Linked DNA regions of Homo sapiens: region 2 is linked to region 1. The links are chromatin loops, found by intact Hi-C in ENCODE. Cell type or tissue: Calu3. All regions are shown on one strand. Links, peaks and the distances in the headings refer to the core of each region. The heading gives the core; the rest is flanking DNA. Region 1 holds the start of COMETT (cytosolic oncogenic antisense to MET transcript). Region 2 has its middle 60 kb from the start of CAPZA2.

What was found. Peaks named below come from ENCODE experiments on the same cell type or tissue, not always from the same donor. Only the 100,000 strongest peaks of a DNase experiment are listed, where the experiment ranks them.
Region 2: a loop joins it to region 1, with 2.5 times the contacts of the local background. A loop is called at or near these places in 5 of 110 quality-filtered maps.

Annotation. Positions count from the first base shown.
Region 1 is chr7:116,687,476-116,692,862 of GRCh38, forward strand. The region is part of intron 1 of MET (MET proto-oncogene, receptor tyrosine kinase); the gene reads left to right. COMETT (cytosolic oncogenic antisense to MET transcript) reads right to left here and starts at 552. Exons shown (of 5, transcript NR_165033.1): 1 at 466-552. In Calu3, for the core only: no CTCF peak of the experiment used is centred there; DNase peaks (open chromatin) are centred at 606, 2,516 and 2,636.
Region 2 is chr7:116,800,098-116,805,484 of GRCh38, forward strand. No RefSeq gene overlaps it. Among named protein-coding and RNA genes, the nearest start is that of CAPZA2, 60 kb to the right of the region's middle. In Calu3, for the core only: no CTCF peak of the experiment used is centred there; DNase peaks (open chromatin) are centred at 2,944 and 3,914.

The DNA of each region.
Region 1 (5,387 bases), core at 92-5,091:
ATACTTTTAATTCTTCTTCCAACACTGTTAGGATTGCATTATGTTCACCCAAGGAATCCACATCTGTACAAAATGTGGCCAGGTTTGGCTATTCCTTCACATTCACAGTATTCTCATGATTTCTAACAATTCTTGTCTACTTTGCCTAAATAAGAAAATGTCATATACTGACAATTTTGATCGTGAAAAAGAGACCTTAGTTCATACCAGTGTCAGAGTCTACTTGCAAACATTGATTTCCAAGAAAATTTCTCAGGTGTGAGCAAATAAGCAAAATAAATTCAGACCTAAGAGAAAATAGCACTACAAGGAACGCCCAGCTCATTCAAACGCTCTGCATTTTGAGACTAGAGGGGGCTTGGCCTTTGGCACCCTCACACCTCTCCCCTTTGTCTCTCTGTCCCTGGGTGCTGATTTCTCTTTCTTTGTGTGACAGCCACTGTGAAAAGAATGGGGTTCACTCACCACCTGCATTCCTCCACAGCCATTTGATATCTGCTTTCGATAACAGCAGAGGAAACTGATCAGTCATATAAATCCAATCCTGAGCATAGTTCCTCGTTTGGAATTGTACCATGCTTTATGCCGAGGACATTTTCAAACACGGAGGGAGGGGATGTCTGATTCATTCGTGAGTAATGTACCAGCTTCCTCTCCAACTTGTCTCCCTTCAGTGGTTCACATTCTGACTATTCAGTCGGTTTATCCTTTCCAAACCCAGTATTTGAATGCAACTGGCAAAGGTTGATTGCCTCTTTTTTTTTTTAATATATAGACTTGGAAAGATGTTTCTCAAATGTGATTTGCGGATTTATGTTATTCAGTCTTCCTGGATTAATTGAACAAAAACTGGTAACACTGCTACACAGTCTGAATCACAAAATTATGTCCATCCATTTGGCTGAAAAATACGAAAACAAATACTTGTATAAGTTTTCATGCATTTTAGCACTTTCTTTACATTGGGGAAGTTCAACCTTCACACTTTCAAGGGCAATGAAACATTTTTGTCTGACCTACAATTTATTAATGGGACAAAAGCCCATCTGTCAATCAGGGCTCTGAGAGTTCAATGTATTTTCTGAACAATATTTTTTACATTATGTACAATGGTAAAAACAAATGTCCATTTATTCTTCTTTCCAAGAAGTTGAGTACTTTCAACCATTCTTAAAAGGACAAAGATGTTTGCTGACAGAATATGAATTTATAAAGGATAATCTTGAGGATATAATGGCATTCTATTCTTTTTATCTTTACTCTTGCCATATCAGAGTTGGATAATAGTCTCAATCATATGTTACAACTAGAAAATGCACAATTGGCTTTTTCTTATGCTAACAGGCAGCCATTTTCAACTTTTTAAATGATTATAGGACTAAGAGGGGATGCAAAAACAGATAAGAATCTGAATAAAAGCACTATCTGTCAAAGAAACAACATTTGTGTAATAATCAAGAAACCGTTTAGAGCACCCCCTGGAAACATTAATTATAACACATGCAAATCATTCCTGTACAAAGCTTAACTTGTTTATCTCCTATAGCCACCTGTATTTGAATTTTTTAATAAGCTCATTTATTATAAATAAAGCATGTAAATCAATCTGGGAATACCTTTTCTGTTTCAGAAATTTCATGTAAATGACAGGCTGCCACATACAGTACAACTATAGAGGGGAAAAAGTTTCTTTACTCCCTTTCATATAGTTATACCTTCATATGACACTTAAAACCACCTGCCAGGAACTTTTAAAACATGTTTTAGATGCACAGAAGCAAACCCAAATGAAAAAATGCTATGCAGTTTTGCAATACATATATACCACAGAAAGCTTTAAAAACATTCTACCCCAACAGATAAATAGATTTGGCCCAAATCTTTTTAATGTGAGTTTTGTGGGTAAAAAAGATTATTGTTCCCTTATTTTTCCCCATTTGCTGACGACTAGGATTGTCATATAAAATACATTCCTGGGACATGCTTATACTAAACAAATTATCCACTGTTTATCTGAAATTCAAATTTAACTCAGCATCCTATATCTTTACTTGCTAAATCTCAGTTGGGATATGGGCTTACTCTTTTTTTTTTTTTTTTTTTTTTTTTTTGAGACAGAGTCTGGCTCTGTCATCCAGGCTGGAGTGCAATGGTGTGATCACGGTTCACTGCAGCCTCAACCTCCCTAGCTCAAGTGATTCTCCCACCTCAGCTTCCACAGTAGCTGGGACTATAGGCACATGCCACCATGCCTGGCTAATTTTTTTATTTTTTGTAGAGATGGGGTTTGCCCAGGCTGGTCTCAAACTCCTGAACTCAAGCAATCGTCTGGCCTCAGCCTCCTGAAGTGCTGGGATTGCTGGCGTGAGTCACAGTGCCTGGCCTGAGCTAACTCTTTTTTAAAGAGTTAAAATACTGGTTCCTATTTGTTTTTACTTCTCTAGTATGGGAGGCTGTTACTGTGGCTTCTGTCTTGGGGGGCAATTTTCGAAGGGCTTCAAGAACTTGAACCGAGGTTAGAGGAAAACCACAAGATGGCTAAAGGGTGGGAAAAGAAGAAATAACACTATTTAAACTTTAGATGAGAGGACTAAAGTGATGAAACAGTCACCAGGTATTTGGAGTGGTCTCACCCAAGGGACTGTGCCAACTTCCTCATTTTTTATGAGGGCAGGCAAAAACTGGCCAAAACACAAGTTAGGATAATAAGCATAGTAGCTATTATTAAATGCTAGGGTGTGCTGCATAACTGAAGGACAGTGTTTCTCACAGTTTATCTCCAACTCTCATGGCCAACCCATGAGATGTATATCATTATCCCCACGTTTTGAATATAAGAAACTGACACTCAAATCAGAAGGCATGTCAGTGAAAAAGGCCATATTCACATCCCATCTAAGTCTGTCTGACACTAAAGCCCACACTCTCTCCACTACACTCCACCTTGTCTCCAGAATGTTTTGGGCTGTTTAAATGTGATTATACCAAAGAGCAGTTGAATGCACTGAAAAATTCTGAAGATTCCTCCTGTCCCTTCGATTCACTGTTGGAAACCATTGTCAAGGTAGTGTCTGGCTACGATAGAAGGGATTTTTGACATGGCCTATTGTTTTATCTTTTTAAAGTAAATGTAGGTGCTTTTGATGATCATAACACTAACTGTTAAGTCTTTAGGCATAAGAATCAAGCATTCAACTAAGCATGTTTACAAATTTGCTTTCAGCCCAGTGGATCTATCCACTTTTCCATTTAGGTTGCACATTTAGATTTCGGAGTTTATCCTGTTATCTTCAAATCCACGGACTGTACACTCTTTGAGGGAAGAAACTCTTAGTATCTAGTCAAGTACGTGGCATGCAATGGGTGCTCCCAAATACTTGATTAATATCATATGATATAATGTAATATGATTCTTCATAAACAGTGAGTGTTTATAAATACAGTATTTTAAATGTCATTAGGAATCTTCTATTGGAATCTTAACTTTATTTTAATAGACCTACTTTTAAAGTTAATAAACATAATATAAATGTGGACAGGGCTAAGATTTTTCCCTAAGATTTCACTCTGGCAAGTCTTCCTGGAGATTTAGCCATGGCTATTTTTATGACTGTAATTTCCTTAATATGGGGCCTCAGCCATATTCCATCATCATAAATCCCTTTCTTGCACTTAAAAGCAATGTTGAAATATTTTCCAGTTTCTATATCTTAACTCTTTACTTAGATCCATTATTTCCATTTTGAGATTATCTTATGTAAATATTGTAGAAGATTTTAGAATTATATAATAAGAAAATACTAGTATACCACCTCAGAAATCTTAACTAATAGATATGTTCTCAAATGCAAAGTGAAATATTTAAAGTAATTATTCAAGTAAATAAAGAGACCATCTTTGTCCCAATTACTTGAATATTTTACGTAAAGTTGGTTTTATGCACTTGACTTTGTGTTTAAACTCAAGTTTGTAGTATTGTCTACTGGACATTGTTAGCTCAGGACCTTTTCAGGAGCAAGGAATGAAAGAATCATTTTTAAACTTATTTAAAAAAAGAAATAAGGAAGAAAAGAAGAAATTTTACTGGCTCGCCTTAGCTTAAGACATGGCTGGATACAGATGCTCAGACAATCACATCAGGAGCCTGCCTCCCTCCGTGTCTGGGCTCTCTGGCCTCTTGGGTCAGTTTCATGCTCAGGCTGGCTTTCTCCACATAGTGGCAAAGATGGGCATCAGACATCCCAAGTTAACATCATCTTTAGTGCTCATGCTGTCAGAATGAAAGAGGCCCTCTCCCAGCATCCATATTAAATCTCCAAAGAGATTCTGTTTGGCCTTGCTTTGGCCACATACTCAACCCTGACCAAGCTCCGTGTCAAGAGAACAGAGTTCGTTGAAAGGCCAGCCTGGTTTGCACACTCATTCTGTGTTGAAAGATGTAGACCATGTGATTGACAGTCCCAGGAGATAGGAGAGGGAGAATTTTCAAAAGAGTTGCCGGTATAAGAGACAGTGGATTCTGGGAAGGTAAAAAGAGGTATTTATTAAAATACTGTGCCTTTGGAATAAAAATCTTTTCCAGGAAATGCAAATAATTTAAAACAATTCAAATAAGGATCATACATTTTAAAACAATTAGAAATACACTCAGAAGAACTGAATTGCTCATTTAGTAGATTTCAGATAATATTTTCTCCTCTTTGAACCTCAGTTTTGTCATCTGGAAACACAGGATAATGCTTACCTTATAAGGTAATCATGATTAGAAGAGATGATGGAGCTGACCATATCTATTTACTATAAAGTGCTATCTACATAGTTATAAATTATGACAGCTAAGAAAATTAATCCCTAAAGAAAGCAAAATTACCTATGTCACGGTTTAGAAAGTCTCTCTCTTAAGAAGAAACTTATTCTATTGCCTCTGTTGGGTTTTTTCCTGAGGAATCGGTGTTTGAATGCAATATACATTTTTGTAGGCTCTGCAATGTTTTTATGATGAGGACAGTCATAGTGTTGACAATTACTCAATGAATACTTAGAGATTTGAATGTATCGCTAGATTTCTGGGAAATGAAAAGACCAATGTAAGCTAGTTGAATGAGAAAACCAGAGGTGGGCAGATGGTGGACAGATTAAGTCGCTGGTTTTAAAGGTAGGCTGAACTGGTATTTGTAACTATTAATAACAGCCATCTTCTTTAAAGGAAGTACTCCTAAATATCAATAGTTTAGTGGCCAAGGTGCCATTGAGATGATCACTCCCAGGAAATGTTTTGCCAGTGATATTACCTTAACTTTCATCTGAAAAGAAATAAAGAAATGTTTTATGGATGATTCACTTTCACCTGATATGTGCACAACATTTTAAGAGAATGAATTAGTCAG
Region 2 (5,387 bases), core at 156-5,155, 110 kb after region 1:
ACCAAGCCCTAACTCAGATTGGGCAACATATTGGACTTCTCTAAACCTGTGTTCTCATCTGTCAAATACATTAATCATGGTTACCCCCACAAAGTTGTTTGAGGACTTTAAAAAAAAGTGTATAAAGGCACCTGGCACACCATAGTTGTTCAATAATCATAATATCATTATTATCTTTAGTCTTAGACAATAAAAGCCCATGTATAGGTAGCCTTAGTTGGCTAAAGGGAAATGAGGCTTGGAGGGGCATTACAGATGTTTAAATCCAAATTCTTACCCCATTCTTTTTGTTTTTGTTTTTTGTTTGTTTTTTGGTTTTTGTTGTTGTTTGTTTTGTTTTGTTTTTGAGACAGAGTCTCACTCTGTTGCCCAGGCTGGAGTGCAGTGGCATGATCTTTGCTCACTGCAACCTCCACCTCCTGGGTTCAAGCGATTCTCCTGCCTCAGCCTCCTGAGTAGCTGGGATTAGAGGTGTCCACCACCACAACAGCTAATTTTTGTATTTTTAGTAGAAACGGGGTTTCACCATGTTGGCCAGGCTGGTCTTGAACTCCTGACCTCAGGGGATCTGCCCGCCTCAGGCTCCCAAAGTTCTGAGATTACAGGCATGAGCCACCATGCCCAGCCAACTTCTTACCCCATTCTTCACCTCACACCTGCTTTATATACAGTAGAAACAGCTGTGATTCTGCCTCATCCTGCATATGACAGTGAGGGTGAGAGAGGAGAAAGGTGACAAGACAGTGGCACTGGCAAGAGAACTCCCTCACTTCTTTCTCTACACTCCCCACTATCACTTTAATTACTTCTCCTGTGACAGATTCCTTTTTTCTGTTTTAGCCTTTAGACCTGGAATACACAACAGACATGGAAGAGAACATTCTGTCTAAATGACAGGCATGTTGCATGAAGGTGCAAGAATAAGAGCCATAGTCTTCAGTATTGGTGTCTAGAAATTATTATTGTTCCTCATTTTTGCTCAAATGTTAATAGATGGTTAATGATCATTCAGGTTGAAGAAAAAGTAAACTAAGTACAGTATTGTTTTAGTTATGTGCTATGTGTTTGAAGATGAGGAATACATGACTAGACACACATAGCAAGTTACACAGGCACACATGACTCACTGTTGTAGCACTTCAGACAGTTTCAAGACACAGAGAGGTATGCAGACGTTATGCCCCAAAGGAAGAAATGCTTATTGCTGTTTTTCTTTTTCATATTTGAGGGGTTCTTTCAGGACTATCTCAATTCCTTATCTATCAAAGAATTGGAAAGAACTTCAGTCATAAACCAATGAAATATTTCAGTTGGTGAATTGAAGGTAATAAAATGGATGCTTGCCCAAACTGTCCTTTGTTGTAAATTATTCCAGAGAACTAGATTACGTCAGCCAAAGATATTGATCACAATGCTGAGAGGTTTATAACTACTATTAACTTACCATGTGACCCCAGGGCAGAAATCTAGGAAAATTGCAAAAGCATATCTACTGTAATGAAAAGCCCATCATTAATAGGACTTACTATCTTGTCATCCAACTAGTACTATGTTGGCTTCAAGGCAAATATTTAACAAACATTTGAAACAGAAAGCACTTCTGTCTTCTCCCTTTTATCTTCCATTGATGTTCCCGAGCTATTCTGATGAATGTGTTTTTGTTCTTATCAATAAAACATGTAGGTTAAAATAAGTGAATATATTTATAATTATTAGCCTATATAAATTAGCATCCAAATATTGAAATAGCTCCTACTCCTTTATTATTACTATCATTATTTTAATAAGGAGTTAGCTCCTCATGTAGACCAGTTTAGAATACGGCTCAAGTCCAATTCTCCTGCGTAGTTAAACCCTACCTGGTTAAGCATTCTGAAAACTAGTTACTCTTTTTTTTTTCTTTTTTTGAGATGGAGTCTCTCTCTGTCACCCAGGCTGGAGTGCAGTGGTTCAATCTCGGCTCACTGCAACCACCACCTCCTGGGTTCAAGTGATTCTCCTGCCTCAACCTCCCAAGTAGCTGGAATTACAGGCATGCATCACCACACCCAGCTAATTTTTGTATTTTCAGTAGAGATGGGATTTCGCCATGTTGGCCAGGCTGATCTCCAGTTCCTGGCCTCAAATGATTGCCACCTCAGCCTTCCAAAGTGCTGGGATTACAGGTGTGAGCCACCACACCCGGTGGAAAACGAGGTACTCTTAGAGAAGCAATTCTGAGATGAAAATGGCCATATTTAGAATGCATAAACAGACATCTCTGATTTAAATTAACTACTAATTTAACGTTATTTTTGAAGCACTGGGCCCAAATTACAATGAGAATTAATTCTTATTCCTTTCTTGAAAAGAAGCCCTTTGTCTTTGTGCATTCAATTTTTCACTGTCACATGAGTACATTCTTTTCACCGCATGAGTCCCAGGCTGGCAGAAACATCCACTAATCCTTAGACCTCTTGGCTGGAACGACAAAAATGCATAAAATCTTACCAGGCCAAAAGAGATCAACTTTAAAAATCTTTGGCATCCAAACATGTCAGAACTGTTTTTCGCTGGTTCTGCAAACCATTTGTGTTCTTCATTTATGGTCCAGGGGATCTGTAATGTCAGTTCCTACTTTTATTGGGCAGCCTGGAATTTTTAAGCACCATATTTCCTTTACCTTTCTTGGTGGTTTATAATTTTCACCGCTGTTTTTACGAGTTTTCTTCTCTATGTCTCTAAGCCTAAGTGTGGAGATGTGGTAATAGACAGCCTGCTCTTTGCCAATCAAAGCCCTTACTTTGACGTTGGCCACTTTGTTCCTGTGACATCTGCTCTTTCCATTATAGACAAACTGGGGCTTTCCTTCTGCAGAACTGTGACTAAACAACCACCATATTCATCAGTGGCAACAATTCTTGTAAACAAGAAACGCTGAATACAAAGGCTTTGTGAAATCCTGCCCCCAAGAGGCCACATGTCTAAAGTCAGTCACGTGGTCCTCAGAAATGATTTTAGAAGTCTCAGTAAAGAAAAATTACAGAGACACTCAAATATCCTAGTGTGATACTGCTGTAAAACTTCTTCTAATTTTTTGTTAAGCTGTGAGAAAGGGCCTATGGAAACACCTGGATGAAGCAGCAAATCACTGTCCCAAAGTCACTAAAAATCATATTTCAGAAAGGAAATATCTAGCGTTAAAACAACATAGATGCATTTTTGAAAACAAATTGAATTGAGAAAAATAATAATGATAACAATAATGATCTAATCCCAGGACATGTCACAGGAATTAATGACTGACTAAAAGCTAATGGTCTAAGGTAATGCTCTCAGGAATTAGTCTTGCTTATTGAACTGCTATTGTTTTAGTAAACGAATGCTTAAACTGACAGAAAGTAAAAAATCAGGGCTGCCATTATGGAGCCTGGTTGATTCAAAGTGGGGCAGGGGGAGAAGCTAAAGCAAAAAAAAAAAAAATGCATCATTTGATCATTTGCTGTTCTTACTCAATTTTTTAAGTTCGTTTGTCGTTCACAAATTATAGATTCTTTATCATTTTTTTCTTTCATGTATCTGTATGTACTTTTACTTTTGTACTTTAAGGATGTGTTTACTTATGCATTGTTTTATTGACAGAGAAGTAATCTGATAATAAAAATGCAACTCCCTCTAGTGTAGGCATATCAAAGATCTAACATTCTGTTTGCCTAGAATCGTTTTATTTTAAATACTCTGATCTGAAGAAAATGTGGATCCTCGGCCGGGCGCAGTGGTTCACGCCTGTAATCCCAGCACTTTGGGAGGCCGAGGTGGGTGGATCACCTGAGGTCAGGAGTTTGAGACCAGCCTGGCCAACATGGTGAAACCCTGTCTCCTACTAAAAATACAAACATTGGCTGGGCGTGGTGGCGGGTGCCTGTCTGTAATCCTAGCTACTCAGGAGGCTGAGGCACGAGAATCGCTTGAACCCCGGAGGCAGAGGTTGCAGTGAGCCGAGATTGCACCGCTGCACTCCAGCTCGGGCAACAGAGTGAGACTTTGTCTCAAAACAAAAAAAACAAAACAAAAAAAAAGAAGTGGATCTTCCATGTGGGCTTTAGAATAGTGCCTCAAAATTATACTTCACTTAGAACTTATTACTCAACATCTTATTTCAAGAGTATTCTAACAGCTGACTTCTTGATTCTACCTTTCCGTATTGCCTCTTCCTTATAACCCCAAAACAGCTACCAAAATTATATATCTGATCACTTCACTTTCCTGCTTAAAAACCTATGCCCATTCCTAGATGTTCTCTGTGCAGATCCTTTGTTGTTTCATTTTGTTTATTTTTATTATAAAATATATTTTTGAGGAAAAAATTTTAAATTGGACAAAAAGATATAAAGTGAACAGGAAATATCCTCCGACCACTTTCTCTCCCCCTCCATCCTCACTCCCCATGGGTAGCTAATATTAATGCACTTTTTCAGAAATGTTCCACTCTGCATCAGTGGAACTGAACTAAACCAGACACTTTAGTACATCCTTCAATAACCTTTGTCTTATTGACCGAACTATGACTCGGCACACCCTTCCCCAGTCAAGAATATTGTTCTTCTACCTCTGTGACTTTGAACTCTCAACAGAAATATCCCCCTTTGGGGTATGAGCCATATAAACAGGGCTAGACCAAGCTCTGTGAACTACCCCCTCCCCCACTGACTTATAATTTGATATTGCTTCAAACCAGTATCCTTTACCTTTGTTTTGCTCAACTTTTATTTAAATGGAGAGGAGATTAAAATGATTTTCTCTTAATAAAAAATTAAAGAAAGAGATTCACTTGTTTCTATTTGCCAAAGCAGAATAAATATATTTTTAATCAACAAAATAGTATGCTTTTCTAAAATTCTAGTTCTGTTTTTCAATGGAAATTTGCAGTGAAAGTTTCCAGATGCTTGGAAGTTATAAAGAGTTTTAAACTTAGGTAATAAAAATAAATCACCCATTTATGATAAGCAGCACTCTGTGAAAGATTATTTCAGAATCTCAGCTGACTGACAACTTTTAGGAGACTGAACTGTACTTAAGTGTGGCAAACATGCATCATAGAGATGGGTTGTTTACTGTAGCAAGTTACTTGCCTTCGGTCCAACTGTCCTTTTGGCAGAAGCACACCAATCTAATTTTGCCTGTTACATAAAGAGCCACATGTGGAAACCTGAGTCGCCTGACATCATGTTACTGACTTAATCCAGTCATAATTCAGCGCCCAGAGAGCGGCTGGCAGGCCCACCCACCCCCCACTCTCACTCTCGATGTATTCATGATAGCACAGAGGTTAGCTGGACACACTTGGGAATCAGATATGCTAGGTCAGACTCATTTCCACCACTTATCAGTAGTGCGATTTTGGACCA